Linked DNA regions of Homo sapiens: regions 1 and 2 are each linked to region 3. A link is a loop called in an ENCODE intact Hi-C map of the cell type or tissue named here. Cell type or tissue: B cell. All regions are shown on one strand. Links, peaks and the distances in the headings refer to the core of each region. The heading gives the core; the rest is flanking DNA. Region 1 has its middle 23 kb from the start of RRAS2. Region 2 overlaps SPON1 (spondin 1). Region 3 overlaps RRAS2 (RAS related 2).

The links. Hi-C counts contacts between places; a loop is a spot of excess contacts. Peaks named below come from ENCODE experiments on the same cell type or tissue, not always from the same donor. Only the 100,000 strongest peaks of a DNase experiment are listed, where the experiment ranks them.
Region 1: a loop joins it to region 3, with 3 times the contacts of the local background. A loop is called at or near these places in 2 of 110 quality-filtered maps.
Region 2: a loop joins it to region 3, with 10 times the contacts of the local background. A loop is called at or near these places in 2 of 110 quality-filtered maps.

The regions. Positions count from the first base shown.
Region 1 is chr11:14,377,225-14,387,799 of GRCh38, forward strand. No RefSeq gene overlaps it. Among named protein-coding and RNA genes, the nearest start is that of RRAS2, 23 kb to the left of the region's middle. RefSeq lists a silencer at 3,699-3,993 and an enhancer at 3,898-4,117. In B cell, for the core only: no CTCF peak of the experiment used is centred there; a DNase peak (open chromatin) is centred at 3,977; H3K4me3 peaks cover 1,335 bases; H3K27ac peaks cover 945 bases.
Region 2 is chr11:14,231,588-14,242,162 of GRCh38, forward strand. The region is part of intron 6 of SPON1 (spondin 1); the gene reads left to right. Among named protein-coding and RNA genes, the nearest start is that of RRAS2, 120 kb to the right of the region's middle. RefSeq lists an enhancer at 5,984-6,033. In B cell, for the core only: no CTCF peak of the experiment used is centred there; a DNase peak (open chromatin) is centred at 6,194; H3K4me3 peaks cover 658 bases; H3K27ac peaks cover 1,547 bases.
Region 3 is chr11:14,307,891-14,318,465 of GRCh38, forward strand. All of the region lies in intron 1 of RRAS2 (RAS related 2), which reads right to left. Among named protein-coding and RNA genes, the nearest start is that of RRAS2, 46 kb to the right of the region's middle. RefSeq lists enhancers at 1,077-1,206, 4,819-4,868. In B cell, for the core only: no CTCF peak of the experiment used is centred there; DNase peaks (open chromatin) are centred at 4,481, 6,451, 7,581, 8,221 and 1 weaker place; H3K4me3 peaks cover 3,871 bases; H3K27ac peaks cover 5,000 bases.

The sequences.
Region 1 (10,575 bases), core at 1,978-6,977, 68 kb after region 3:
CTAGGTCTCTGGTTTCCTAATGGGTGATGGGAACTACCTCTCAAATCTACACACATATGGGGAACCCTCAAGCAGAAGACTTGGGTACTAATTGCAGGATGATATGGATGCTGGACAGCTGAAAAGCAGGAAATATTTATCAACTACTGGGTGATATTCAGAGATGCCGACCACATAAAGCTCTCAGCTTCCTACCCCCACTTCAACCAGAGCAACTCCACTTTCATCACCTTTTCCAAATAGGCTTCCAGGCAAGATTTTGTCTGCTGAAAGGTTTCTGCAGCTTCAACACATTTAAGAAGCCCTTGTGGATCGCCAAGAAGGCTGGCTTAATATACCTTACCAACTGTTTTCTCCTTTGCTGTCTTCCAGTGACAAGACTGGAACAATGCTTATTTTTCTAGTCTCCCTTACAGGTGGAGGTGGCCATGTAACACAATTCTAATCAAATGAGACATTAAGTCTGTATCCACTGGAGGTTATCTGGGGATGATAAAGACAAAAATGTAGACCTGACTGGCATTATCTCTACCTCTTTCTGCCATGAATGCTGATGTTACAACTGCAACTTCAGCAGCCACTTTGAGAACATAAACATGAGAAAATGGCCAAGAGAACCAAAGCCAACATCCACCCACCTCTGAATCTCTTGTTATATGAGAAACATAGCCTCTTACTTTAAAAGCAATTTTAAGAAGTTTTCTTTCCTTGCAGCTCATATAATTATTTATTGATATATCCCTAAGGGAAAAATCTAGAAGAAGTAAAAATATATACATATATATGCATATATTTGTGTGTGTGTGTATATATATATATATAGAGAGAGAGAGAGAGAGAGAAAGTTGTTCATTACAGAATTTTCCAAACTGGTTTAAAAAAATAACTAAATCTAAATGTCTATCTATAGGAGATTGCTTAAATAAATTACAGTCTATCCACTAGATGAAATACTATGCCACTATGCCTGTAGTGAGATAAATAATTTTGAAGCTATTATATGTTTATGACATAATAGTAATTAAAACCCTAGAATGAGTAATTGTATCTATGTTATGTACTATACATACAAACCCAGCTATCTGCAGTGGCCACTGTCACCTTTAAAGGAACTGAATCATCCACTGCACCTGATGAGCAGAGCAGCTATAAACATGTTCTGTGCTGTGTGGCTCACTGACCACCCTCCACTCCACACAGCTGATTGGCTCAGGGGTGGACATCTGATCCAGAGTACCCAACATCCTTTGAGATGCTTATTGCAAAACTCTCTGCTCAAACAGGGGTGAATTGGTCCAGTAAGATTCTCATCCTTTGGAATCAAAATTGGTAGAATACCAAGAGAATCAGGCAAATCGAATCAGGAGCTGAAGTTTAAAGAATACACAGAATGGTCAGGCATAGTGGCTTATCCCTGTAATCCCAGCACTTTAGGAGGCTGTGGCAGGAGGATCATTTGAGGCCAGGAGTTGGAGACCAGCCTGGGCAACATAATGAGACCCCGTCTTTACAATAAATAAATAAATTAGCTGGGCATGGTGGCATGCACCTGTAGTCCCAGCTACTCTGAAGGTTGAGGCAGGAGGATCACTTGAGCCCAAGTTTGAGGCTGCAGCATGGTATGATTGTGCCACTGCACTTCAGCTTGGGAGACAGCAAAACGTCTCAAAAAAAAAAATACTTAGAGAATTATTTGGCACAGTGGCTCACATCTTTAATTCCAGCACTTTGGGAGGTTGAGATGGGAGGATTGTTTGAGGCCAGGAGTTCCAGACCAGCCTGGGCAATATAATGAGACCCCATCTCTATAAAATAAAATATAAAAATTAGGCTGGGTACGGTGGCTCACACCTGTAATCCCAGCATTCTTGGAGGCCAAGGTAGGTGGATCACCTGATGTCAGGAGTTTGAGACCAGCCTGGCCAACATGGTGAAACCCCGTCTCTACTAAAAATACAAAAATTACCCAGGCATGGTGGTGGGCGCCTGTAATCCCAGCTACTCGGGAGGCTGAGGAATGAGAATCACTTGAACCCGGGAAGTGGAGGTTGCAGTGAGCTGAGATCGCGCCACTGCACTCCAGCCTGGGTGACAGAGTGAGACTCCATCTCAAAAAAATAAATAAAATAAAACAAAATAAAAATTAGCTATAATCATGTCACTGCTCACCAGCAGCCTGGGCAACAGAGTGAGACCCTGTGTCTTAAAACAAAAAACGAAAACAAAATATAGACTATGTCATCAAGCAAGGGCCATGAGAGGCTATGAACTCATGTGTTATAAGGAACCAGAAAATATTAGGCTAAGAAAAGATAGAGTACAGTGTGAAGAAGTCAGCCAGGTGAACAGAGAGACAGAGGTAGACACAGAAAAAAAGGAAAGCCCAAAGAGTAGCTAACTTAGGTAAACAGCAGTGTTAGACTGAGGATCAAGAATTCTAGAGAGATGCCTTAGATTCAGAACAGCTTTCTAGGTCCAGTCCTACAGGCTTAGCTGGACTCCAGCCTCTTTTGGCTAAATGGTTTCAATGAGACCCTGTAGCCAGTGTGAGTATGCATTCCTGGGAACCATAATAGTTTAGCATAGCTGTAAAAATTATCTTTGCATATAGAGAGGGACAGGAACATGAACAAATAAAAACCATCCATTTGTTAGAGAAGGATTTTTGTGGATATTTCTTTTGAAGAATTCATTATTGTTGCTCTAATGTTGTTTTTACATTAAATAACAATTTTGTTTTAAAACCACTGTGGAGCTCCTGGGATAAAGCCTTAAGTATGTGTGTATTACTGACTTTGCAATACTGGTTTCCAAGAATTTATTTTAAGAATATAATCAGAGATAAGGCATGAAAATGTAAATTCTTGAATCCTTATTATAGCATTGTTGTAGTAGAAAAAAATGGAAACTACTTAAATGTCAAACAACAGAGTATTGGTTAAATAAATTATGATATATCCATAGAATGGGATGCTGCACAACCATTAAAAAATCATATTGTAGGCTGGGCACAGTAGCACATGCCTGTAATCCTAGCACTTTGAGAGGCCGAGGCGGGCAGATCACTTGAGGCTAGGAGTTCAAGACCAGCCTGGTCAACTTGGTGAAAACCCGTCTCTCCTAAAAATACAAAAATTAGCTGGGCTTCATGGCACGCACCTGTAATCCCAGCAACTCAGGAGGCTGAGGCAGGAGAGTCGCTTGAACCTGGGAGGCAGAGGTTGCAGTGAGCCGAGATCACACCAGTGCACTCCAGCCTGGGCGACAGAGCAAGGCTCCGTCTCAAACAAACAAACAAAAAAAATCGTATTGTAAAAGAATATTGGTTGGTACAGAAAATGTTCATGATTTACTGCTAAGCAAAATACAACAACAACAAAAAAAAACTTACAAAATAATAACTACAACGTGACACCCTTTCTTTTGTACAGAGAATAAAGCATGCTATCACAGGCATAAAATACTGAAGGGACAGATACTAACATGTTAACAACAGTTGCTCTTGGGTTGCGAGGCAGGGGTAGTTAGAAGAAATGTTTGTATTTTTCCTTTATACTATTTTGCTTTTTTCGTGTTTTCCTACCTTGAGTACCTTGTTTGCCTAATTAAAGAGGTGGGGAGAGGAGGAGATTTCCTCTCCCGCTTTTAATTTTTTTTTTTTTTTAAAGAAAATCACGCTGACTGTGTGCCTAGGAAACTATTGCCAGAATTTCCAACATCTCCCACAGCCCGGTGCTTGGGGAAACCAGAACTAAGTGAAAGACTTTCTCTCTGAGAGCAAAGTGCGCAGGTGACAGGAGAGAAGGGCAGAGGAAAGAAATGGGTTGGACCGATCCGAGAACGGGCAGGCTGGCGTGCCGACGGTCGCCAGCAGACAGCCCTCTCCCTAGCGGAGCGCTCGCCCCAGCCTCTGCCCAGAAGGCCCGGGGCGACGCGCTCGGATGCGTGGCTCCGGAAGGGCACTGAGCTAGAACATGCTGGGGCACCGCGCGGGCACCCAGGTGCCGCTGGCGCCGCTGACGAGGGGTGCTAGCAGGCTGTGCTCGAGGAGCTAGGAAGCTGTAAGCCTGTGAAAAGCCAAGCCAACCAGGCAGAGCGGCTCCGCAACAGCTAGCCCCGGCCGGGGCCTGCCCAGCGCTGCGTTGACCGCCGGAGCCCGCGTGCCGCTGCAGCGGAGCCATCATGAAGCGGCTCCCTGGCCAGGCCGTCCTGGCAGCCCGCCCGCCCCGCCCGCTGCGGAGCAGTGCCCGGGGAACGAAGGCAGGCGGGGATCATGTGCTGCGCGCTCAGGAGCCCTTGGCATTCCTCGCGGGGCGGCAGCTCTCCCCTCCATTTCCACCCAGGGGGGCTATCGGTCTTACTTTAAAAAGACAAAAACACAAATTACGGTGACGCAAAAGAAATATAAAAACAGGAGTCAGAGGACCTAGATTTGATTGTCAACCCATGTGACCATGAGCAGGTCACATTCATGCCTCTGCTTCCCTATCTGTGACATGGATATAATGATCCTATTTGTCCCAAGAGGTAGCCGTGAGTCTTATTAATGAAGATACAAATGATATAAGAGTAATGAAAACTGCTTTGCAAATTATGAAGGATAAGCTGATGCCAGTCCCTGTTCGCTAGATGTATACATTTCAGGACTTCGTAGTTCTTTAATTTTGAATGTTATTTGTGTGTATTGGTAAATCATCACTTTCCACTTTCCACAGTTTAAAATGGAAGACTATAGTGCAGTGATAGCTTAGAACTGGGAAGGAAATCAGGTCCAAAGCAAAGGAGAGCACACACCTGCCAATATAAAGATCAATAACATTTCTGACACTGGGTTTGGAGTTGAGTTCTGAGTTTCACAGCAGTCAAAGTGTAAAAGGAACCACGATCAGATGTTGTACTCATTATCAGAAAAGATTAGTACAGAGGAGAAGGTTAAGCAAGACAAGTGCCCTCAGGAAAAAATGGGATGTTCTCTAAATCCGCATTCCCCAAGTATCAGTCGTTTACATACCATCTTCATGTGTTTTGCTGTATTTATATGCCACATGTACATTTAGTTAACGAATATTTTTTCTTTAAAACAGTCTAACAAAAAATATTTCCTAATAAAAAATATATATTACTCCCTTAAGTGTTTGTTCTATATTTTCCCTGATATAATTTACTTTATTAAGAAATACATAACCATTAAATTTAAAATGTTCATTCTCTAACCACCTAATGTCATCTTATATGCCACGTGTATTAGTCCGTTTTCACACTGTTATAAAGAATACCGGAGACTGGGTAAGTTATAAAGAATAGAGGTTTCATTGACTCACCATTCCGAATGGCTGGGGAGGCCTCAGGAAATTTACAATCATGGCAGAAGAGGAAGGGGAAGCAAGGACCTTCTTCACATTTGTGACAGGAGGAGGCAGGGGGAAAGTGCCATACTTCAAAACCATCAGCTCTTATGAGAACTCACTCACTATCACAAGAACAGCATGGGGGAACAACCCCCATGATCCGATCACCTCCCACCAGTTCCCTCCCTCAACACGTGGGGCTTACAATTCTAAATGAGATTTGGGTGGGGACACAGATCCAAATAATATCACCACGTAAGATGTCCGAGTGCATAATGTGTGCAGGCTATGTATAGCACACTTTGGGAAACTCTCTTCTTCTTGTTTGATGAGCCCCTTACAGAGCCCATCATGGCATGTCCACACTGACAGAGATCCTAGATATCACCAGGGCCAATTCCCTTTGCAGACTCTACTAGCAGACAGAGGCCCAGCAAAAGGACCAGACTTGCCCAGGATAACCCATTATGGGAGGGACAGGCTGATGCCTCCTAACCTCCAGTCCTATGTCTTTGGCTCCCTTTACACACTACCTCTCCCTAGGTCCCTCCACTCCCCCTACCTCCCACCATCCTGTTGACCCCTCAGTCAGGGCTTGTGCCCATGAGAGCCTAATAATATGCCCCTGTCTGAGTCTAAGAGAAGGTAAGTTGATACAATTTGGGCGGCACCCCAGAACCACCTTGGATTCTCTCCTGGTCTCTTTCCTTAGATTATGAACTCCAGGAGGGGAAGAGCCATGATTAGGAGGTTGGTGTGAGATAGCAGGTGAAGAGGCAGAGTTATATAGAGCTCATCTTCCCAAGTAGGTACTGAATAGGCTTTGGACAAATTGCACAGGATAAAGAGAAGTAGCCAGAAGAATTGTAGAATTTCCAGGGCTCAGAACTACTATCAGGCCACAGCTTCTGGTGGGGCGGGTTGTACTCTGAAGGAAGACACCTGCAGAGGAGGCAACTCAGGATCTCCTACCTGAGGCTGAGGCAGCAGGCAGAGAGGAGGCTGTTTTAACTGGGCTCCCAGAGGAGCTGCCTTTCACAATTTGTTCACCTGAGGGGTACCTGCTTGTAATATGCTCTAAGGTGCCATATGAGCTAGCAGAGCCTACATGGATCCCAAAGAAAATTATGGCAGTCAAGGACTATGAGGTAATAATCTGAAACTCAAATGGGTCCTCTGGGGCCCAACAGGGATATGTCTTCCTCACCTAAAGGCCCCTGCAGAGCTGATGAGCAGTGCTGCCTTGGACCAGTGAGGATAACCTGCAGAGCTCATCAGAGCTAAGCACCAATAAGATTCAGGTTGGGAGGGTGGAGTACAGAGACCCCACAAAGTCTAGCAATAATGCTGCCAACACTCAAGGTAGACAGAAGAACAATCTTTTCAGCTCTGCTTAGCCTCTGCCAGGTGTTGCTATTGGGAAGGCTGTGGGCTGAAGGAACAAGCCCTGGATTAGGAGCCAGAAGGCTAGAGTTCTCACTCTGGCTCTGTGTGATGTTGGGCAAGTTTCTTTGCCACTCTGGGCTTCAGTTTCCTCATCTACACATTTTCCTAATTCTTGTTCTGCTGTAAAAATTAGGAAATTGGCCAAGTGCAGTGGCTCACACCTATGATCCCAGCTCTTTGGGAGGTGGAGGCGGGCGGATCACTTGAGGTCAGGAGTTCGAGACCAGCCTGGCTAACATGGTGAAACCCCGTGTCTACTAAAAATACACAAATTAGCTGGGCGTGGTGGTGTGCACCTGTAATCCCAGCTACTTGGGAGGCTGAGGCAGGAGAAACACTTGAACCCGGGAGGCAGAGGTTGCACTGAGCCAAGATCATGGCACTGCACTCCAGCCTCAGCAACAGAGTGAAACTCCATCTCAAAAAAAAAAAAAAGATTAGGAAATTTAGGTTCTGAAGTCAGACAGACTTGGTTTTTAGCCCAGTTCTTCCCAAAGGAACTCAGAGGTCAGCTAAGGACACAGATACATAAACAGGATTTACAAAAGAGACTGGCACAAAAGCAATGATCTTGCTTCTTGCTCAAGGCAGCACAGTGAGTGGCAGAGTGAGGACTAGAATACAGGGCCCAGACCTTGATGTAGAGACATAATAATCATATAAATGATTAATGAAGTGGCTAATCATAAATGTGACAGTTGCCACAAAGGAAAGGTAGAGGATGCTATGCGAACACACAACAGATCGTAACATGATGTATACGCTGTGGTAAAGATTCTGGATGTTCCCCAAAGAGTAATAGGAAATCATCTAAGCAAAATGGTGATAGTAAGAGGCTGCTGCAATGAAGACCAGATTGGAAGGATGCAAGAGTGGAGGCATGGAGGCCTGTTAGGTGACTCTTGCAATAATTCAGACAAGAGATGTTAATGACATGGGTTAGGGAAGTGGGGTGACTAGACCAATGAGGCATAAAACTATCAGGACTCAATGACTGATTCCATGTGAAAAGAGAAAGGGAGAAGGCCATGTTAAAGGCAACACTCACGTTACTGATAGAGACAGAAGACAGCCAAGGGTCCCCAGCAAAATCCCAGCTTCAAGCCTAAAAAAGCCTGAAGATTGAAAAACCAGACTGCTGGTCCCAGATGAAGCCCACCCTTTCCCAGCTGATTCTCTCTGAATAATGTCCACCTGCACACTGGGGGAAAGGGGTGGAGCCTCAGGAAGTTTGTGCCCTAGGCAGCGGAGGAGCCTGTTCTCTTCAGCTGAGTGGTGACCTGGGTGGGAATGAATCTGTGAAGTGGAGGGCCTGTTAGCATGACTCCATCTCACTTGCTGAGTTGTTTTTTTCTTTTTTTCCTTTTTGTTCAATAAAGTTCTGCTTTACTTGCCCTTCAATGCATCCACATGCCTAATTTTCTTGGTCCTGTGGCAAGAACCCAAGTTTAGCTGAACTAAGGAATAAAGTTCTACAACATTACTGGAATGAAAAATAGGGTGAATGATGGTGCCATTTACTGAGATCAGGGTACTAGGGGGGAGCACGTTTTAGGGTGATCTTTAGTTCAACTTTAGGGACATTGGGTTTTCTAGTTGTGGTGGTTGTGTTTTAATTTGGTTTGGTCTGAGAATGCCGAGTTTGCCTATGAAATTGAGAAAGTAGTTGGGTATGGAGGTCCCTTGATCAATGAGAGGATTGGGTTTTGGAATCAACCCACTGGCAACTGAAGGCACAGTGGACAGAGACAGGCAACCTGCCTATCCCTAAAGCATAGCGGAGAATAGATGGTACACAGGCTTTGGAATGGCACTCATTGGTTTTTTGTTCCCTTTTAACCAGCGGCCATGTGACCCTGGTCAATTTGCTTAATCAATCTGAGCATAAGACTCCTCATTTATAACATGGAAATAATGATTCCTACCTCACTGAATTATCATGAGAATTATACTATATTACAATTCACAATTCAAAAGACTCTCACCTACTTACTATATGTAAGGATATTTCAGACAAACACTGTATCTTATAAACTTGGTGTGAAATTGCTATGATCTGAATGTTTGTGTCCCCTTAAAATTTATATGCTGAAATCCTAACCCCAGAGGTAATGATGGTATTGGGAGGTGGGGCCTTTGGGAGATGATTAAGTCATGATGGCAAAGCCCTTATGAATGGGATTAGTGCCCTTATAAAAGAAACCCCAGAGGGATCCCTCTCCCCTTCCACATGTGAGGTTGCAGTGAGAGGGCAGCCAACTGTGAGGAAACTGGCCCTCACCAGAACCCAACCATGCTGGCACCCTGATCTTAGACTTCCCAGCCTCCAGAACTGTGAGCAATATAGTTCTGCTGTTTATAGCCACTCAGTCTATAGTATTTTATTATAGCAGCCTGAACAGACTAAGACAGAAGTCTAATATCAATATAATTTATCTGAACAAAATAAATCCAAAGCACTTATCATAGCAAAGAGACAGTATAGCATAGGTTTATGCAGACATTTTAGACATAGACAACCCTGGGTTCAAGCCTGGGCTTATCACTTCCTGGCCGCATGACTTTGGAAAATTATGTACTGAGTTTCCTTTTCTGAAAAATTGAGAGAATAATAGAATTCACCCCATGGGATGGTTAAATGGATTAAATAAAATATGTAAAGTACCTTGACTTAAAAGTTTCAAAAATGCTAGTTATTGTTATTGTACAAAATACAGCGTCAGGCACACAGTGAGCATTCATTACGTGTTTGTTGCCCTACCTCCTCCTCACCACTCCTCAAGCCTCCCCAGGTTCATCTGCACACATTTTTAGGTGCACAGGCCTTACTCTAGTTCATAAAGGAACTAGAGTAGAGCTCTCTAAATTCTAATTCCTCACAATGCTTTCAGCTCAGCCCTCTCCACAGCAATCTGTTCTCCCCCTTCATTCAACAAACCCAACAGATAATATAGGACATTGTATCATGTTGTTAGCAAGTACCAGCTCCTCTCCCTCGCTGGGAATGTAAGAGACAGAGGCTCTAGGCCACATGCTCACAGCATCAGCTGTGTTTCCATGACGACAAGCCCGGCACAACTAGATATTTCAGCAGAGAGGAGCTGTGACACCCAGCTCTCCGCAGAATGTAGCTGACTAGCTATTGTTATCTTCCTTGCACTGACCTAAGGACTAAAGCAGGCTGGATGTGGCTCTGAGGGGTGGGGAAGTTTGTGTTTGCAAGAGTAGGAGATTGAATTTGGGAATGCAGTTGGCTGTTCATTGTAGCAGTTAACTGTATTGGCTGTAATAAGTTAAGAGAAACCTAAAAACAAAACAAAAATTCCATTCTAAGTGTCATAACAAAGGAAGGTACTTATTGCTATGTGAACAATAGGAGGATTTGGACCTAATTCTTCCTAAGGGAGTCATAGAAGACTTCATCTTTACAAAATCTTTGGTATTTTCTCTATTTTAAAGAGAAATATCCTATAAATGTGTTAATTAGGGTACTTTCAGCTCCAAGTAACACGAAACCTAACTAAAGCAGCTTAAATAATTAGGACAGTGAATATCTCATGCTCCAGAAAATCTGGAGGTGAGCCATTCTGGGGCTTGCTAATTCAGTGGCTTAGGGATAGCAGCAGGACCCAAACATTTTCTATCTTTCTGCTCTTCTGTCCTTGTTATGTCTGCAGTGTCTTTCCTCATGATTAAGAGATGGTCAAAGCATTTCCAGGTGTTACAAGCAGACATTTCATCTCCAAAGAAGAAAGGCATCTGCTCCTGTGCATTGCTTTTT
Region 2 (10,575 bases), core at 3,341-8,340, 77 kb before region 3:
ATATCCTTCCAGAGATACTTTATGCAACTAGAAATATATACACACACAATTTTCTTTATCCTTACCACCCCTCTCCACAAAGGTAAATAGATTACACAAATAGATTACTATACAAACTGTACTGTAGTTTGCTTTTAACATTTAATATATCTTACAGATACTCTTACTTGTGACATGACTTTTTTAATGGTGAATCCAAAGACTATACAGCAATGTCTAAAAAAAAAAGATTCAAAAGTATATACGTGTGTGTGTGTGTGAGTTTTGTGCATAAGTTATGATGTCAACTATGACAAACAAATGAATATTGCAATTGATGAAAGCTGCTGGGTAAGGATGGTGGGATTATAGGGTCATTCTTTTTGTTTCTCTCTCCTCCTACGCCGTGTGTGTGTGTGTGTGTTTGTCTCTGTGTGTGTGGCCAAAACATGGTTATGTTTTTAAATTCTAAAGACCTTATTTCAGTATGTGAGGTATATTTTCATTTTGGTAGAGTTCTTTCCTGGCCCTTTCATATGCATCAGCATCTGTTTCTTAAAATACTTGAGTCACTTTATTGGTGAAGGCTTCCTCCACCACTCTAAAATTGCAGCATAACTCTCTCACCCCATCCTGGCCCTCCCCCTCACCCTTCCCGGCTATATTTTCCCCGGAGAGCTAATCAGCACTGGACACACTGTGTAGCTGTTATGTCTGCCTCCTCCTCCGGAATGTAAGCTCCTTGAGGACAAGGATGGGTGTGTCTTCTGTTCAGGGCTCATTCTCCAGCACGTGGAATAGGCCTGGCACAGACTAGGGGCTCCATCTATCATTGCTGGATGAATGAGTCCTCACCATCAGCCCCAGCAACCCAACCCACATGCTCTCTGGCTCATGCCTGTAACCACTAACCAGAGCACCTGCAGATAACCAGTAACCAGAGCATCTGCAGCTCTGTCCTCTGCTTCCCTTTTCCCTCCCCACTCTGGCAACTCTGGAAGACCACTCCTCCCTCCCAGGTCTGGATCTCACCTTAGGGATCCATTCCTGCAAGTGCACCCTCCCTCTCTCCTGCAATATGAGCTTATCTTCTATATTGGATTATACACTTGGACATACAAACTTGCCCTCATATCACACATCTTTCAAAAAATAATCACATGTCCTTCCTGCTACTGCCATTTTTCTCAACTCCACAGCCGACTTCTCAAAAAGCGCTGTCTGGGCTTGCTGGTTCCGCTAATTCACCTCTGTCTTTCCTGAACCTGCTTCCATTGTATTTTCAGTAGTGGCCAGTGGGGCAGCGGCGGCAGCAGTGAGCACATGGCAGGGGGGGCAGTAGGGCAGCAGTAAACAGAGGCCGCAGAGGTAGTGGGGTAAGCACAGGGTTTCTGAAGAGGCCCTGGGCAGGTCCTGGTGTCCTCCTATCTCTCTGGCCATTATACCTTAGTCTGCTTTGCTCTCCCCCATCCTCTCCTCTGCCTCCATTCACTCCCCAGGTAATCTATCCTGTGGTTTTAACTACCAGTCTCTATGCTGATGACTTGGAGTTTACGTCTCCAGCCTGGACTTCTCCGTTGAGCTCCGGCCTCATATATCTACCTTCCTACATGACACCTCCTTTTGGAGTCATCCTTGACCCCTCTTTGTTTTATACCTCACATCCAATCCATCAGCAGATAACGCTGAGCCGACCTGTAAAATATATCTGCATCCCATGCCTTGAACCCCTTCCATTGCTCTTCCCTGGCCCTATGTCGCCAGACACAGCAATGGCCTCCTGCCTGGGGTCCTTGCTCCCCAGCTTGCCCCACTCCAGTTACTTTCCCTGAGCAGCCAGCAGGATCCTTTAAAAATATGAATCAGGTCATACCACTCTTCTGCTCACAAACCCCTCAGCCATGTTCCAGTCCCATCACACTCTGAACAACAGCCCCTAAACCCTCTGGGAGGGCAGCCAAGGCCAGAGACTTCCTCTAGCTTATTATTAACTAATTGTTTAATTAACTAATTCATTATTTATCCCTTAAATATTCCCTGCATACCTCTCACAAGCCAGGCTGGTGCTGAGGATATAGAAGGGATGCAATGCGGCCCCTGCTCTAATGCTGGCTTCTGGGACGGGACCTGCCCTGGGATGGCAGTGGGGATGGGAATCATGGTTGAGGAGTGTCCAACACTGTTTCTTTTTCTTTTTTTTTTTTTTTTTTTTTGAGATGGAGTTCTGCCCTCGTCGCCCAGTCTGGAGTGCAATGGTACAATCTCAGCTCACTGCGACCTCTGCCTCCTGAGTTCAAGCAATTCCCCTGCCTCAGCCTCCCAAGTAGCTGGGATTACAGGTGCCCGCCACCATGCCCAGCTAATTTTTGTACTTTTAGAGATGGGGTTTCACCATGTTGGCCAGGCTGGTCTCAAACTCCTGACCTCAGGTGATCCATCAACCTTGGCCTCCCAAAGTGCTGGGATTACAGTGTGAGCCAAAGCACCCGACCCCCAGTGCTGTTTCTTGAAGACTACAGGATGTGTTCCCATGGGGTAGGGTTAGGGGTGCTGAAAGGGGCACTACCCTTACAGGTTGAGGCACCTCCAGTCAGATCTGGCCTGGATCATGGGCTGGGCTTCCTCACAGCCCTTTCTGTTTGAAGGCAGACAGCCCTTGCTTGATGTTCTCTCCTGTTTGGATTTGGCATCACCTACGTGATGTTCGAATACCTTCTGCTGTGGCCCCCTTTTCCCTTCTTTGCTCTGGCCTTGGCACTAAGGTTTTTCTGACTGCTGAAGGTCAGGTAGAAGATGGGGAGGCGGACCACGGAAGAGCAGGTCCTGGGGGCTGGTGGGATGGGAGGCAGGCATGCCCCATCAGCCTCTTCTGCTCCTTTGCTCACTGATTTTACTCAGGGGAGCAGCAGACTTGTGTGAGCACTAAAAAGAACATAATAAAAATGCAGAAAATGAGGTTAAATCCAGGATGGTACTTCAGTTACCAAAGGACAAGCTAAGTAAATGCCGATGGCCAGTGCCAGCACACAGAAGGTCATAGGGTGATGTGAGTCCTCAGAGCTCCCACCCACCGGAGGCAGCCCTTGGGCGGAGGGGCAGTGGGGCAGGCCCGGAACAGCTCTGATGGTCCCTTCCTCTCTGGCTTCAGAAATGCCAAGCTGCTTCCACAAAACCATCTCAGGGGAAAATCATTATCTACGGACATTATGCAATTTTCCCATCGAAATTACAAGCTGTGTTTGAAAAGAAATAAAAAGAAATTGAATTTGAAATGCTTCTGTGCAAACGCATCATCTTCTAGTGGATCTGCTAATGGGCTTCAGATACTTTCTCTTGCTCTAAAATAGTTGATCAGACAGCAGCTTGTGATGGTGGCTGCTTCCCGGGGAACGGGGCATAGAATGAGCACTTATGAACGGCCAGCCAGCCCACCTGAGCCAGGTTCAGAACCTGTGAGCTCTGACCACGGTTCCCAAAGTGGTCACTGTATGCTGTCCCTTCCCCTCCTCTACCTGGCAGTGCTGGCACGGCTCTATGCTGGGACTCTCACTGCTCCTCCAGCGCCTCCAGCTGACACCCAGGTCGATGAGTGTCACTTCACACTGCGCTGGCTCCATCCTAGGTCCAGGGAGTGCCCACGGACTGGGCCTCGGAGGACACCAGCCCCTTCCTCATCACAGCCTCTCATTCACCCAACAAGTATTAGTTAAGCGTGTTCCCAACACAGATCTAAACACTGATAGTACAGCAGTGAGCAAAACAGACAAACACCCTCGCCCTCTTGGAGCTTCCATTCTAGCAGGGGGAGATAGACAATAAAAAGTAAATAAGGCAGGACATGGTGGCTCACGCCTGTAATCCCAACACTTTGGGAGGCTGAGGCAAGCAGATGGCTTGAGCCCAGGAGTGTGAGGCCAGCCTGAGCAACAAAGCAAGACCCCATCTCTACAACTAATTTTAAAACTAACTGGGCATGGTGGTAGGCACCTGTAGTCCCAGCTATTTGGTATGCTGAGGGTAGAAGGATGGCTTGAGCCCAGGAGGTCATTCTACAGTGAGCCATGATTATGCCCCTGTACTCCAGCCTAGGCAACAGAGAAAGACCCTGCCTCAAAAAAAAAAAAAAAAAAAAAAAAAAAAAGTAAGCAAAATGCACAGTCAACTGGACAATGGCAAATGTTATGAAGAAAAGATAGTGGGATAAAGGAATAGGGATGCTGAGTCAAAAAGGGGGCAGGGACCTGCCATGGACATCAAAGTCCTCACTGAGAAGTTGACATTTGAGCAAAGACCTGGAGGAAACAAAGGAGAGAGTGCTCTGGTATCTGGGAGAACAGCATTCCAGGCACAGGGAACAGCAAGTGCAAGGTGTGCCTGGCATGTTTAAAGATACATAAGAAGTCCAGGATGCCGAAACCCAGGTTGTGGAAGAGTAGTAAGAGATGAGGCTCAGGAGGACAGGCAGACCATGGAGGGTGTGGGGGACCAGAGCAAGGTCCTGTCTGCTGTGAGATGCAAAGCCACTGGAGGATTTTGGCCAGAGGAATGGCATGATATGACTGCTGCACGAACAAGAGTCTGGAGGAAGGGAGGGGAGGTAGAGAGACCTGCTAGGAAGCAACTGCACTCATCTAGCTGAGCGATGATGGTGGCTTGGATCAGGATGGAGGCAGGCAGGAGACGGAAAGTGGTTGGATCATGAAGATATTTTGGAAGTGGAGTTGACAGGGTGTGCCGATGGATCAGTTGCAGGGTGGGAGAGAAAGAGGCATCCAGGGTGGATGGAACTGAAAGTACGGCATTGCCATGTAATGGGATGGGAAGAATGAAGGAGGCTGGGCTTAGGGAGGGGAAGATCAGGAGTTTGGTTTCAGGCACGTTGTTGAGTTTGAGATGCCACTTAGATACCCAGATGAAAATGTTGAGTGGCTGATATGCAAGTCTAGAGTCAGAGGCTAGTTTGCAATAGAAGATTACAGCTTAGGAATCATCAGCATATACACAGTTGGCTTTTTAAGGCAGGGGACTAAATGAAATCACCAAGGGAGTGTGGATAAAAGAGAAGACCAAAGGCTTGAGCCCTGGGGCACTTCAAGCTTTAGAGGAAAGTGAATAGGAGTCAGCGAGGGAGACTGAGAAGGAAGAGTTGATGAAGTGGAAAGAAAATCAGAGGCAGCAAGTCCCAGAGCCAAGGAGAAAGCTTTTCAAGGCAGAGGGAGTGAGTGACCAGCTGTGTCAAATACTGCTGAGGGGTCACAAGAGCTGAGAGCTGGGCACTGACTTTGGCTTTGGCACGGAGAGGTCACTGGTGACCTTGACGGGAGCAGTGAGTCTGCTGTCAGAGGAGAGGTGAGTCTCAGTTGCCTCACCTGAGAAATGGGGACACCCTCCTGCCTTCCTCAGAGAGCAGCAGTGCAGACCATGGGCAAACTGCAAAGTGCCACCAAATATGAGCTGTTTTATTTATGACCTGAGAAGCCCAGAGGCTGTTGAAATGAGGGGAGGCTACTGTTGGGCACAATTGGTTTTAAAGATGCTTACAGCCCCGTTATCACCTCATAAAATGGCTCATTTCTTGCTACTCATCACCAGAACACTCACCCAGGCATGAAAAAGTTACCTTCAGAGGTAGAAGCTGTCAGGATGGATATTTTTTGTGCATGGCAACTGGGAAAGAGAAAAAGCAAATAATGGGGCCAAATAGTGCTCACCGGGGTCTCCACGCAAGATTCCAGACACTGCTCTCCCAGAGGGAACCCCAGTGATCCTGTGCCTCAAAGCAAGGGCTCCTTGGAGAAAGCCACCAACCAGGGTCAGCTGTGCTCTCACTGCAAAATGAGCAACATGGGGGAGGGAGGAGAGAAGGATGGAGAAGAAGGACAGTCAGGGAAAGTGGAAAGAATGTGAGTTTGGAGTCAGATACACATGCGTTGGAATCGTGGTTCCTGTGTGGTCAGCAAATGACCTGACTCCTCTGAGCCACAGCTTCCTCATCTGCAGTGGACAGCGTGATAGCTATTTCCAAAGCTTTCTGTAAGAAACAAGCTGTTGAATGGGGGAATGCACACTGTGTGTGTGGCTGCGTATCACTGCATTTGCAATTAGTGGCACTGGGTTTTCCCCTGTTTAGTAGCAGACAGTTTTTCTTCAGCCCAAGGAGCCTGTGCCTTCCCGGCTTCATCAAACCGGTCGTCAGAACAGCAGTAACTTTCAGTGTTGTGAACATGGTCTGATATTCTTCCACGTGTGGCTGTGATATGCAGAACTGAAAGTAGGCTAGGACATGCCCTTAAGAGCAGCAGAAGTAGGAGGGGTGGGCCTGGTTCTCCTGGGCCACAGTGTGCACTTTCAGGCCCCATCTGCCTGGGTTCATGGTGGCAACGGGTGTGGCCTCTAGAATCAGACTGAGGTCTAAACTCTAGCTCAGCCAGTTAACTAACTGTGAAACTAATTTGGCCAAATAAATGTGTTTCTGAGGATTAAAACGTATATATCCACCTTGCAAATGTGTTGTAAGGATTAAATCAGATGCTGTCTATTAGGCAATTTGCAAGGTTAGCAAGATGCTTAGCACATAAAAAATAAATAATTATTGTTTTATTATTGTTGCTGTTTCCACCTGTTTCTATTCCTTTCCCTCTCTGATCATGGATTGCATCCCATTTCTCTTCCTGTGGGGAGGAGAGATGGTAGGGGCATCAGGCAAGTTGGCCAGGCTGACTCCACACTGAGGTCTGAGCCTCAGTGCTACCAGCAGCAAAGGAATGTTTAGGATGAGGAAATGGCTTGTGGTTCAGGACTGGAAGACAAAGTCAAAAAGTTAGGAAGAAAGGGGCAGGGGGATGTGACAGACTCTGGCCTTCTGCTGTGGGCACAGCTGGGATGTGTGGAGCTCTTCCTCATTGGGTGGCTGGCTCTGGAGTGCAGAGGAGGGTCAGCGTGGGGTAAGATTGGTTCAGACACCAGCCCCGACCCTAGACTCACAGTCTTACTTTCTGTTCTGCTCAGACCACCCTGTTTATCTCCTGGTATTGATGTAATTGCTGCCTCCAGAACAGATCTGTCCCAGATCTGTTTTCATTCCACATGAACCCGCTTCCCTCCAGACCTGACCTCAGCCCATGGCCTGTTAGGGGATATGCTCTTCCCATTTGGTACCAGTAACTGTGAGGTACAAGTACAGCTGTTGTATCCCCACAATATGCTTACAAAAGCAAAATGGAAGATGAATATGAGTGACCTGTAGTATCTTTGGGTTTTTTCCTATTTTAATTGGTATGTCTTTAGAAAAGTGTTGGCATCATCCAAATGAACCATGAACGATGGATGCCCTGAGACACTTTGTTTGAAAAGGGTCCTGTGGGAGCTGAGAAGGGGCTCTAAGTATTCTTGAAAGTTCCTGTCTGTGCCTTAGAGACTTGTTAAAATAAGCTTTTCATTTAAGTCTGAAGTGTGGGTTGCTTACTCTGAATTTAAGTCCTTCATTCTTCAGAATGTGAAATGCCCAGGGCCCTAGTGCCCCCATCCAAGCTACATAAGCCTTCCATCATATGCTCCCTGGGACTCAGAGCTTGGCTTTCAATGGAGGCAAGTTCTCCTGAGGCTTTGTGGGTTTGTACCTGCAACTGTGTGCTCCAGTCTCTGTACTCAGGCAGCGCAAGTCAATTCTGATATGAACTTACCCTGAATGTAAGTAAAAATAAGAATGATCAGTAATTTTTGTGGAGCACCTGCTATGTGCCAGGCACTTCATTGCCACATTACATGAGTTGTCATTTAGTCCCCCTAACAAGCACATGCAGAAGATCCTCTTTTTACCCTATTTCACAGATGAGAAAACTAAGAGAGGTCACAAGACTTGCCAAAAAACAGAGTTTGGCAGGGCACGGTGGCTCACACCTGTAATCCCAGCACTTTGGGAGGCCGAGGCGGGCAGATCACTTGAGCTCAGGAGTTTAAGACCAACATGGGCAATGTGGCGAAACCCCATCTCTACAAAAATACAAAAATTAGCCATGAGTAGTGGTGCACACCTGTAGTCCTAGCTACTCAGGAGGCTGAGGTGGGAGGATTGCTTGAGCCCGGGAGGCTGAGCCTGCAGTGAGCTGAGATCGTGCCACTGCACTACAACCTGGGTGACAAAGTGAGACCCTGTCTCAAAAACAAAACAAAAACACAGAGCTAGTAAATGGTACCATTAGCATATGACCTCAGGTATGATTCCAGAGCTTATGCTTCTCAACTATGCTACTTTCCTGCCTGCTGGATTCATAAACATTAAAAAGATGGATAGTATCCCGTGTGCCCTAAATTGAGAACATGGGCACATACACATCCTTGCTGGGAGTAGAAATTAGTACAGACATTTGGAGGGCAATTTGGTAGGGCAGACCACAGTTTTAAATTTGCTTCACATTTTGATCACTCCTATGACTCAATGATACAGGAATCCTTGGATGTATGAGCAAATAAATACGTACATGAGTCTTCATCACAGCATCATTTATGAAAACAACTAAATATTTACTAATGGTGCCAGTGGAATCAATTAGAGAACATCCCCTGCTACATAACTCTCTGCATACATCAAAGAGAATGGTGTGGCTTTGCTTTTTCAACAATCTACTGAGCGGCCGTAGGCATGGTGATATGGCCATGAATGAGCAAGATTCTCTCTGATCCTTATAGAAGTTAAGTTCTACCAGATAACTTGCTGCTTCAACAAAAATATTTAGCTTTTTAAATAAATGTGGTAGAATGCTCCTGCTTTCTTGTTTCATTTAACTCAAATGATCACCAAAAAAGAGAACAATAAGCTGTTGACCCTGCAGATGTTGTGTAACCACTAGATGAAAAGATTTACAGCAGGAAGCTGTCATGCCCACACATATGGTCCCACCATCCTTGGAGCCTCCATAGGTCTAAATGGAGTTTCATCACCATAAATAAATGGTAATGTAGGTTCCAAACTATACTTGTGGAGTTATACATTTGATCTTGGCCAAAAGGCCAAGAAGCAATATTGTGTGTGTGTGTGTGTGTGTGTGTGTGTGTGTGTGTGTGTGTGTGTAGTTATATATTACAAAAGCAAAATCACTATATCAGCTGGGACCTGTAAACCAGAATTTAACTGTAAAGCAAGGTGAATCTGCATGGCCAGCTAACTTGGCAGCCACCTTCACTCCACCCACATTGATTTTATTTTCTAGTGAAATATTTCTTCAAGAGCAAACAGACTGTCATCAGACAGTATCTCATTACCAGGATCTGATATCTTGGATTTCCTTTTTCTAAGTCTTGACCTGGCTTGCCATAATTTGAAGATATCCAACACTTTAAAAATCAAAAAAGAGAGCTAAGATATATAGTATATAGTGTACATAGTATGTAGTACGTACTGATGGAAAGTTTCCCGTGATATGATATTAAGGAAATATTTTAAAGTCATGGTACAGAACAAGATATTCAGTATGACACAGATTTGGTGGGAAAGCTAAATATAATGCCTGCACACACACACACACATCCTTACATGTGCATCGTAGAAGATCTGGAAAGATACACACCATGCTGTAATATTCTGGAAACGGAGAAGGAGACAGAAGGCAGGGTTGCTGTTGAAGTAGACTGTGTTCAACATTTACATTGTGAGTTTCTGTGATGCTAAAATTTTCCACAATGTGTGTATTATTCTGGAATTAAAAATCAAAGAAAAAAAAGTGGAGCAGAACTAGATGATGAGGACCCCATAAGCAAAACTCAGGAAGTAAGAAATTGTCATGGAAGTTGTGAGGAGCCTTTGAAGGGTTTTGGCAGGAGACAGATACCGTCAGATTTGCAGCAAGTGGAGGATGAATTGGGGGAAGCAAGAAGATACTGGAGATGGGGTGGCCAGAGGGGAGACTGTGGAAGGAGGTGAACACAGGAATCCTCAGCCTGACTGGTGTCGGGGGTGAAGGGAGCTGCTGGTGTTTGGCACCCGGCTCAGGCACGCCTGAGCTGTGCCTTCAACCCAGGCTGGGCTGCTGGAGGAGGAGCAGGACTCTGAGGTCAGAGGAAGGGCTCAGCCATGAGGCATATGAGATGACTGGAGGAAAACCAGGTCTGGGGAGACATGGAGCTGGCACTCAGGAGACAGATAGGTTGTGTTCCATATATGACTTCAAGATAAACAACTTCTCGGTCATTCAACAGATATTTCTTAGGAGGGAAGAAGGGATACACTGTAAACAAATAAATATATTTCTCAGAGCATGAGAAATGTAACTGCTCTGTTGGGAAATGCTTTGCCTGCAGACATGTGAATGTTGGGGTGTCTGTGCATCCCAAGATTTTTTTCATCTGATGGAAAGAGGGTACCCCGGGGAGCCTGAGCCTAGGAGGAGGCTGCAAGCTTCCTGGGTGGCTCACCGCCGCTGCCCTGTCCTTGTGGGCCCTTCCCCTCACCCAGGACTGTCTGTAGGAGCCCAGACCACGCTGGGTCTGGCTAAGCCAACTTCCTCTGCACCACCACCACCCAGCAGCCCCTTCCTGCATGGTAAATGGGAAGCCATGGACCAGAAAGCTTTTTATAACCTCTGGGCCTGAGCCTCAGAG
Region 3 (10,575 bases), core at 3,797-8,796:
TTCAATTCCAGAAACTTATCCTGCCGATAGGTCTGCACATATAAGAAATGATATGTACAAGGTTGTTCATAGTGAAATGTCTTTAAAAGACTGGAAACACAATGTGCTTCAGCAAGGACAATGTCATTCAGCAAATGCCTGGTTAAATTACGAAAGGTTCATTCAATATGAATATAACCATTAAAAAAAGGAATGACTTCATGCATTAATATACAGCAATCTGCAAGATATGTTGTTAAATACCCACAGTTTATGTATTTGCTTTATGTGCACAAAATATCTCTGGAAAGATACACAAGAAACTGATTAACTTTACCTGTGGGTTTAACTGGGTTGCTAGGAGATATGGATGGAAGGAAAACAATTCTTGTAGCTTTCAAATTTGAAATACATGAATGAAAGAAGGAACCCAAGAGTTTCGAAAGACCTAGACAGATTAAACATAAACTCTTTAGTAATAAAAGCTAGATTCTAGTCCCAGCTATACAAACAACTAGCTCAGTGCTCCTAGATGAGTAAATCTCTTAAACCTCTTTCCTGGCTCTCACCTATAAATGAGGGGTTTGCCCTTCATGACCTCTTTAAGACTCTTTCCAGCTATATAATTTTATTATGACACGTTTAGCTCCTACAATATGCCAAATATAATTTATAGGTGCTATCGAGGACTTCCTTGTTTTAAATTTGTGGAATACAGCAAAATATCATATTTTAAAAGAGGAAGATTTGCTTGAAGCCCTACCTCTGCTACTTTATAGCTGTAGGATTTGCAGTAAGTCACTCCTCACTGACACCAAATTTAATTACTTGCAAAGCTGAGAGACACTTTCAAGAGTTTTTTACAAGGAGTAAAACGTGAACATTTTCTGTACTTTACAGCTCCACATGAAATGTGAACTACTGCACACAGACTCCCCCTTCAGGTGCTATGAAGTAAAGAGCATGTATTTTAGAGGCAGTCAGACCTACATACCCCGCTTAATTGCTGTATCATCTTGGGAAAGTTATTTAATCTCTTAAGTCTCAATTTCCTCACCTAAAAGATGATCATAATGATTCTTACTTGAAAGGGCTATTGTGAAGATTAAATGATATTGTTAAGTACTCAGTACACTGCTTAACTAAAACTGAGTATTCAAAAATTGGCTCTTTTCCTTTCCAAACTTAGAAATGGAAGGGTGCCCCATAAACAGGTAGGTAACCAACTCACTTCTAGTTGTAACTTTTGCTTCCCAGAGTCTAGACTGTTACTTCCATTTTCACTTCCTCTCCCCTCTATCCCGTTACCTACCAATATCCTAAACCCCAATTTCATTTCTCACCTCTTCTAGAACAGAGAATGGTCTGTAGAAGCAAAACTAGAATTAAAGGGGGTGATTTCCACAGCACATGTTCTATTACTAAACTGCTAAAACTGCCACAAGAATCTTCCCTAGGCTCACTCACCACCCCACTTAATCTACAAATACTAACTGAACACCTATAATGTGCCAAGCATTGTGTCAGGAGCTGAGGATCTAATCCCCAGGCTCTTAGAGGGCTGGCAGTTTCTTGAAGTATTGACCATCAATAAATAAGCAAACATAATACATCAGAGGTGATAGGAACTCTGAAGAAAAATGAAGGGGGCTGGCAACAGCAGGAGTTGGAGGGGAGGATATGATACTGCATAAGATAGCCAGAGAAGGCTCCACGCACAATGTGACACTGGAGAAGGGAATCCTGGATCAACTGAAGGAGTGAGCCATGCTGTGATCTAGAGTATCATTCCAGGCAGAGGGAACATTAAGTTAAAGGCAGTGCGGTGAGAGTACTGTAACATGTCTGAAGAACAGCAAGACAGCCAGTGTAGCTACAACAACAAACATGAGAGAGTGGTTAATGAGTTCAGAAAATTAACAGGGAGGCAGGCGGAGACTTGCAGGCCAGAGTGAGGACTTCAGATTTTATTCAAAGTGAAATGAAAACCACTAGAGGGTCTGAGGCAGATGAATAAAATGTTCTGACTTTCATATGAAAAGTAATACTGGCTGCAGTCAGAAGACTGGATTATAGGTCAAGGGTGAAATCAGAGACTACTTAAGAAGCTATTACAATAAATCATGAAAAGAAAATTGCAGCTTGAAGGGAGGTGACTGGAATGGAGGTGTAAAGTGGCCAGATCCGTGTTTACTTCCAAAGGAGGGCCAACAGCATTTGCAGATAAACTGGATGTAGATACAGAGTCTGTCAGAAAAGACTCAAAGATGATGCCAAGTTTTTCTGCCTAATTAACTGTAAGAATGGTGGTACCATTTATTGGGCTGCAACAGGCTGGTGGGGTAGAGAATGGAGGAAGAATACAGAGTGGTTTTGTACATGTTCTGTTAAGACACTTATTAGACACCTACAGAAATGAGTCTGGGATTCACTGAGAAGGTGGGGCTGAAGACAAATTTGGGAGTCAGGAGATAGATGGTATTGTCACAAGACGAATCAGACAGAGAAAACAACAGAGACTGGGACCTGGGGTACTTCACTGTTGGGAGGTCAGGAAAATGAGAAAGATCTAGGCAAGGAAACTGAGAAGGAGCAGCTAAAAGTAGGAAGAGAACAAAGAAAATGGTAGCCAGGAGGCCAAGAGAAGAAAATAATTTAAGAAGGAGCGAAAGATAAGGGTTGCTGATAGGTCAAGTAATCATAATAACAGTGACAGCAAGCACTTACATGACATTTACTATATACCAGGCACTGCTCTCTCTCTACAGATAAGGAAAAAAAGAACTGAAAGATTAAGTAGGGTGACCATATAAGTTACTGATAAACTGGGACTCAAAGAGGATGCTAATAATAATTACATCAGGACAACAGGCATAAACCAGGACTTTCCTAGGCAAGTAGACATATGGTCACCCTAAGGTTATGCATCTCTCTTAGGCATGGAAGGAATTCTTCCTTGTTTCTTATTCAGTGTTCTAATTGTAACCTATTGTGTGGCTACTGCTTTCCTTCCCAGCCTTGCATGCAATGGACAGACAGGTTCTGATACTTCCTTTCAAAGGGATTAGCCAAGAACCATCCCACAGAGGAAATCAAAACAGTGTGTGCATACACACTGCTTCTGATACTTTTTTCAAAACTCTGTGGCAAAGGATTTTTCACTGATTCGAGGAGAAACAAATTTAAAAGCATTTTAGGCCAGAAGCAGTGGCTCATGCCTATAATGCCAACACTTTGGGAGGTCAAGGTGAGAGGATCGCTTGAAGCTAGGAGTTTGAGACCAGCCTAGGCAACATAGCAAGACCTATAAAAAAATAACCTAAAAATTGACCCGGTGTGGTGGGGTACACCTATAATCCAGCTACTCTGGAGGCTGAGGCAGGAGGACCACTTGAGCCCAGCAGTTTCAGGCTACAGTGAGCTATCATCATCAGACCACTGCACTCCAGCTTGGGCAACAGAGCGAGAATCTGTCTTTAAAAAATAAAAATAAAATAAAAAAGTACTTTATTTTATTTTGAGACAGAGTCTCTCCAGCCCAGGCTGGAGTGCAGTGGCACAATCTCGGCTCACTGCAACCTCTGCCTCCCTGGTTCAAGCAATTTTCCTGCCTCAGCCTCCCAAGTAGCTGGGATTACAGGCACGTGCCAACACGCCAAGCTAATTTTTGTATTTTCAGTAGAGACGGGGTTTCACCATGTTGGCCAGGCTGGTCTTGAATTCCTGATCTCGGGTGATCCGCCCACCTCAGCCTCCCAAAGTGTTGGGATTACAGGCACGAGCCACTGCGCCTGGCAACATAAAAGTACTTTAAATGTATTTAAGAAAATATAGGTCAGTTATACTGGAAAATTATTTCAATAATATATTTTAAAATGTGCTTGTTTCACAAGAACATAGCCATGAATGAAGGAAATTAACACTGCAAACTACGAAAGTTACATAAACATACACACACAAACAAGATATGTCATGGTAGCTTTGTTACTGTGAAAAACTTTTTTTTTTTTCTTGAGATAGAGTCTCACTCTGTTGCCCAGGCTGGAGTGCAATGGCTCAGTCTCGGCTCACTGCAACCTCCGCCTCCCAGGTTCAAGCAATTCTCCTGCTTCAGCCTGCTGAGTAGCTGGGATTACAGGCACCTGCCACCACACCTGGCTAATTTTTGTATTTTTAGTAGAGATGGGGTTTCCCCATGTTGGCCAGGCTGGTCTCAAACTCCTGACCTCAAGTGATCCACCCACCTCGGCCTTCCAAAGTGCTGGGATTACAGGTGTGAGCCACTGTGCCCGGCCTGAAAAACTCTTAATAGCCTAAATATCCCTAAGGGGAGAACACGGACTAGTTACATGAATTACAGCATATCTATCACAGCATAGCAAACAGCCATTGAAAAGAATAAGACACGTCTTGAAATGCCACATAGATTTCAAGAGCATCTATGATATACTATTCATTTGACAAATAGTTGTTGTGTACTTAATACCTACAAGCTAGGATATGGTTCTGAATAAGAATAAAACCAGCATAATTCAGGCACTTGTTTTTTGTTTGTTTTTTGTTATTTTTAGAGACAATCTTGCTCTGTTGCCCGCACTGAAGTGCAGTGGCCCGATCACGGCTTACTGCTGGCTTGAACTCCTGGGCTCAAGTGCTCCTCCCACCTCAGCCTCCTGAGTAGCTGGGACTGTAGGTGCATGCCACCACGCCTGGCTAATTTTTTCATTTTTTTGTAGATATGAGGTCTCACTATATTCCCCAGGCTGGTCATCAACTCCTGGCCTCAAGTAATCCTACCACCTAGGACTCCCAAAGTGTTGGGATTACAGGTGTGAGCCACTGCACCCAGCCAGTTCTGGCACTTGTGGAGCTATGTTTTAGTGAAGACATATAGGTCTATGGCACAATAAAATTCAAAAAAGCAATCTCACACCTGTATCACTGTTGTTTTACTTTCCTAATAATACGAAGAACTAAATTCCTCATCAAGTTCATCTCAAAATGGGAAAGCAGCAGCAGCAAATGTTCTCAACCAGAGATTCCCTCCAAACCACATGCCTGGAGGCCGGGCCAGCACTTCTCTGAAAGTGGCTGTCTATTCACACCAAGGACAACCAGTCTTACTTTTGATTACTTAACCTCATTCTACCAGCAATTCTGTTTTTATAAAATATCTTATGGCACACAAATTTAAATCAGACTAGGTCGCTAGGGATAATTTTAAACTTTTATGTGGAGACAAACATGATTCATATCAAAAGGAACTATAAACATTTATCTTATAAAAATACCCAAGTACGTAGGTTTAAAAAGTCAAGAGCTAAACAGCACATGTTCACAGAATTTAAGACCCTGCTCACACCATTTAGAGACACAAATTATAGCTTGTCTGTATGTGCTCAGCCTAATTCATAGTAAAAGAATGCCACATCAATTGTAAACCACATGAAAAGAAAGTAAACATGTAACTCTGAATCACATTTATATGCATATAATATAGGTCAGATTCTATAGCTATTATTGCATTTAGTAAAAGTACTTTCATAGTGCTTATTTGCAAATGCAGGAAGAGGCTTGCTCACTGTAGTGGCCTGAATGGTGGCATCCAAAAAAGATATATCCAACTCCTAATGCCTGGTACCTATGAATATGACCGTATTTGGAAATAGGGTCTTTACAGTTATTAAAGTGAGATGGCCCTGGACCTAAATCCAACCACTGTTGTCCTTATAAGAGAAAGGAGGGTGAGATGCAAAACACAGAAAATAACCCAGAGAGGAAGGCCACATGAAGGCAGAGGCAGAGATTGGAGGGATGCATCCACAAGCAAGCCAAGGAGCACAAAGGGCTGCTGATAAGCACCAGAAGCCAGGACAGAGGCATGGAAATGATTCTTCCTCAGACTCCAGAATCAACCAGCACGACAACAACTTGATTTTGGAGTTCTGACCTATGAAAAAATAAATTTCCCTTGTTTATACCACCAAGTTTGAGGTGGTTTGTTACAGCAGACCTAGGAAATTAATATACACATCTAAAATAGTCATTTGTTTACAATGCAGTAAGTCTCAAGAGCAATCAGTAAAGAAAAAAGAATTTAGCAAGTATTTTTAATTTATTATGTTATAAAACAACACATCTTCATTGTAGAAAATCTGGAAAATCATTAGAAAAAACTATAAAATTCACCTTTAGAACCAAAGCCCATCTTCACAATCTCTCAACTTTAAAATGTGAAACTAGACATGTATTTTCTAGCCTGTGAGCTAAATAACCTGATCTTAAATTGTTCAAATAATGTCCATCATTAAATGCCTTTGTTTACAATTAGGTTTATATGGCACTTACACAACTATGAAATTGAGAGTCTATGATGGAAATTCTGATCTAATTTTAACATAAGCCTTATAATTGAAACATACAAATGGGAACTACAAGGAGAGTTTTATTGTCATGGGGGTTTCCAGCGAGGTGCTTTCCCTTGATCATTTTGGGTCCTAAACTGTTCTGGTCTCTAATCATAATTTACATATCAACCAAATCCTCAATTTTAGAAATAATATATGCAGAAATAAGAAGTGCAGAAAAGCAATAAATGCAGAACAAAATATTAACGAATTTTATTCAAGAGCTCTTGACTAATGTTCTTCCACATTTCCATTACATTTTTTTCAAAAAATAATTATCAATTAGATGCCATAAAATAAAGAGGAACATCTAACAGCTGCCATGTAATAGCAAATGTTGAAATACTGAGAATGAAAAATAGCTTGAAAATTATTGCCAAACCAAATCTTTGAATGCAGGCACATGGTTTTTTTGTAGTTTTTGTTTTGTTGAGATGGAGTCTCACTCTGTCGCCCATGCTGGAGTGCAGTGGTGCGATCTCGGCTCACTGCAACCTCCGCCTCCAGGTTCAAGTGATTCTCCTGCCTCAGCCTCCAGAGTAGCTGGGACTACAGGCACACGCCACTATGCCTGGCTAATTTTTGTATTTTTAGTAGACCAGGTTTCACCATGTTGGCCAGGCTGGTCTCAAACTCTTGGCCTCAAGTGATCCGCCCGCCTCAGCCTCCCAAAGTGCTGGGATTACAGGAGCCACCATGCCCAGCCAAATGCAAGCACATGTTTTAATATTTCATTTAAATAGCCATGGTTTTTGTTATAAAAAGCAAAAGTCTCACTAACTCCAGGTAAATTTTTAAACTAAGCCTCTACTATTTAAATGTTTATTCAAAATTAGACAGCATCCTCATTCCGTAAGTGTGAGCTGCACATAAGGACTTCCTTCCAAAGAATACAATATGGAAAAGGGTTGGGGCAGGGAGCAACTTCATAGTAGAGAAACCAGACAAACATTACCTCAGCCAGATGATCAGGGTCAGCATCAACAGTTACAAATCACGCTGACAGCATGTACTCTTGATATAATGTGATGAAAACGGTACTTCACCTCTGTGGTCTTCCTAACCCAAAACCCATAACCCTACACCTGTCATGAGAAGAACACTAGACACATTCTAATAGAGGGGCACTCTACAAAATACTTAATGAGTACTCTTCAAAATAGTTGGGTCATCAAAAACAAGGAAAGTCAGCCAAGAGGAGCCTAAGAAGGCATGACAACTAAATGTAATGTGTTATCTTGATGGGATCCTGGATCAGAAAAAGGACATTAGGTAAAAACTATGGAAACCTGAATAAAGTATAGACTTTAGCTAATAATAATGTATCCACATTGGTTCATTAATTCTAACAAATGTACCATACGTGTTAACAATAGAGGAACTAGGTGACAGATATATGGGAAGTTCCTATACTATCTTCTCAGGTTTTCTGTAACTCTAAAGTTCTTAAAGTCTACTAAAAAAAAACTACATGGCAGTCATTTCTAAAAAATGCCAACTGAGGTTCTGGATAAGACTTTTCTAATCACCCACATGTAAAAGCTTAAATTTAATTAAGGAAAACAACTAGACCCACTAAACAGTTTCTAGCACTAAAATTAAATCCACATTTTAGGGTACTCAGAGGCAAGATAAAGGGAGACCAGATCAACTCCACCTTTTTAAGCAAACATTTACTGTGATAAGAATGTAAAAATTCAGTCTCAAAACCACAGAGCTATTAAAAACATTAATTTTAAACTAATAAAAAGACAAAAAAAACGTAGTTCAGAAGAGATTTTAAAGCAGAAAGCCCAGATCAGAAACCCATAACAGGAAGTTTGGTCCTTCTTCCACCATCTTGGACTAAAATTTTACGTCTCTGAACATATTTGACTGTTTCCTCATTTACATAATGGAAAGTGACAATCGCACAGTGCAATATCCAAAAGATGCTCAAAAAATAGCCTGTCATAAATAAAAATATAAAATTCTTAGTCTTTTTACTTCACTCACATCTGCTAAAACCAATGCTTTCTTGGTGAGGTATGCATCAGTCTGAAGAGAATCAACCAAAAGAGAAAGACAGAAGGGGTACAAAGGAGGGAAAAGTAGGAATAGCATTTAACTATGTATATTAGCATTTTCCAGGCCCTCCTTTTTACAGTTTTTACATCTCCCCCTGCAAAAGTATCCTGATGAGGCCAGGTACAGCAATCCATGCCTATAATCCCAGAACTTGGGGAGGTTAAGGCAGGAAGATTGCTTGAGCCCAGGAGTTCAAGACTGGCCTAGGCAACATAGCAAGACCCTGTCTCTACCTACTAAATAAATAAATAAAGCCAGGCACGGTGGTACACCTCTGTAGTCCTAGCTAATTGGGAGGTTGAAGCAGGAGGATTGCTTAAGCCCAGGAGGTCAAGGCTGCAGTGAGCTATGATCGCACCACTGCACTTAGCCTGGGTGACAAAATAAGACCCTGTTTCAAAACAATCCAAAAACAGTGTCCTAATGAAACTCTCATTTCAACTAACACTTATTAAGATATCCCGAAAATTGTTACATTGTAATTCACCAAACTTTGGGTTCTACTGCAAATGAGACATTGGAAATAACAAAAATAAATGACTATCAGTTCCTGCCTTCAAGGAGTCTACTTATAGTCAAGTAGGAGGCAAGACAAGAGAACAAATAACCACCTTTTGTTGACAGGAGGATGACATCAATTAGAAAATGCACCTAATTACAGAGGTGTTAAAATAAGAAATTTTTTAATGTGTGCCTTAGAATGAAGGAGATACTATAGTTTCTGTGTGGTAAGAGTAAATTTAGAAAAAGGTACTATGGAGGCATAGATGTTAATGTACTGCCATTTAACACTGCTACCCTTATAGGTGTTGGGTGGAGTTCCACAGATTCTCAATCATCCAAGTTATGGAAGAAGAGAATTCAAAACGTATACACCTTACCAAGAACAGACGTGTTTGCAAAATGCAAGACAGACCTGTAAAGATGCAGAATATCTGTATTAATAAAATCTTAGGCCGGGCATGGTGGCTCACACCTGTAATCCCAGCACTTTGGGAGGCTGAGGCAGGTGGATCACCTGAGGTCAGGAGTTCAAGACCAGCCTGGCCAACATGGTGAAACCCCATCTTTACTAAAAATACAAAAATTAGCCAGGTGTGGTGGTGGGTGCCTGTAATCTCAGCTACTCAGGAGGCTGAGGCAGGAGAATCGCTTGAACCCGGAAGGCAGAGGTTGTAGTGAGCCAAGACCGTGCCATTGCACTCCAGCCTGGGCAACAAAAGCGAAACTCCATCCCAAAATAAAATAAAATCTTAAAAGGCAAGATGAATTCATATTGACATTTCACTAAATTATTTGGGAAACAAAATTCAAAGGTAATTACTTTTAAGAAACGTAGCCTCTATCAACAAGAAGCAGATGATGAATGAACTTACTAGTTTTTCCTCTTGATCTTTCCCTACAAAACAAATCATTGCAAACTCTAAATGTACAAAGGGGAGCTGAGCACAGTGGCTCATACCTGTAATCTCAGCAAGTCAGGAAGCCAAGGCTGGAGGATCAATTCAGCCCAGGAGTGCAAGGCTGAGGTGAGCTACGATTGCACCACTGCCCTCCAGTCTGGGCAACAGAGTGAGAGAATGTCTCTAAATAAGTAAATAAATGTATGAAGAGGACAACTGTAAAATAAGCCACATTTCTAAAAGAGAATCAGGTCATTTTCAAACGGAGCAGGAAGAATAAAGGAATCATTTTCATGATATTTCCCCTCACTGTTAGGACTAAAGCTGTCCTTTATACAGGAAAAGGAAACCCTGTCTTCGCAAAATCCTGAAGGCTTTTCTATGTGTAAACCCTAGAGAAATACCTGTCAAATGAGTAACTATCCTAATAAATCCTATATGGATGTTCACTTCTTTTAATACTTGAGTGCAGCCGGGCGTGGTGGCTCATATCTGTAATCCCAGCACTTTGGGAGGCCAAAGCGGGTGGATCACCTGAAGTCAGGGGTTCAAGACCAGTCTGGCCAACATGGAAAAGCCCCATCTCTACCTACTAAAAGCACAAAAATTAGCAGGGCGTAGTTGCGCATGCCTGTAGTACTAGCTACTTGGGAGGCTGAGGCAGGATAATCACTTGAACCTGAGAGGCAGAGGTTGCAGTGAGCTGAGACCATGCCACT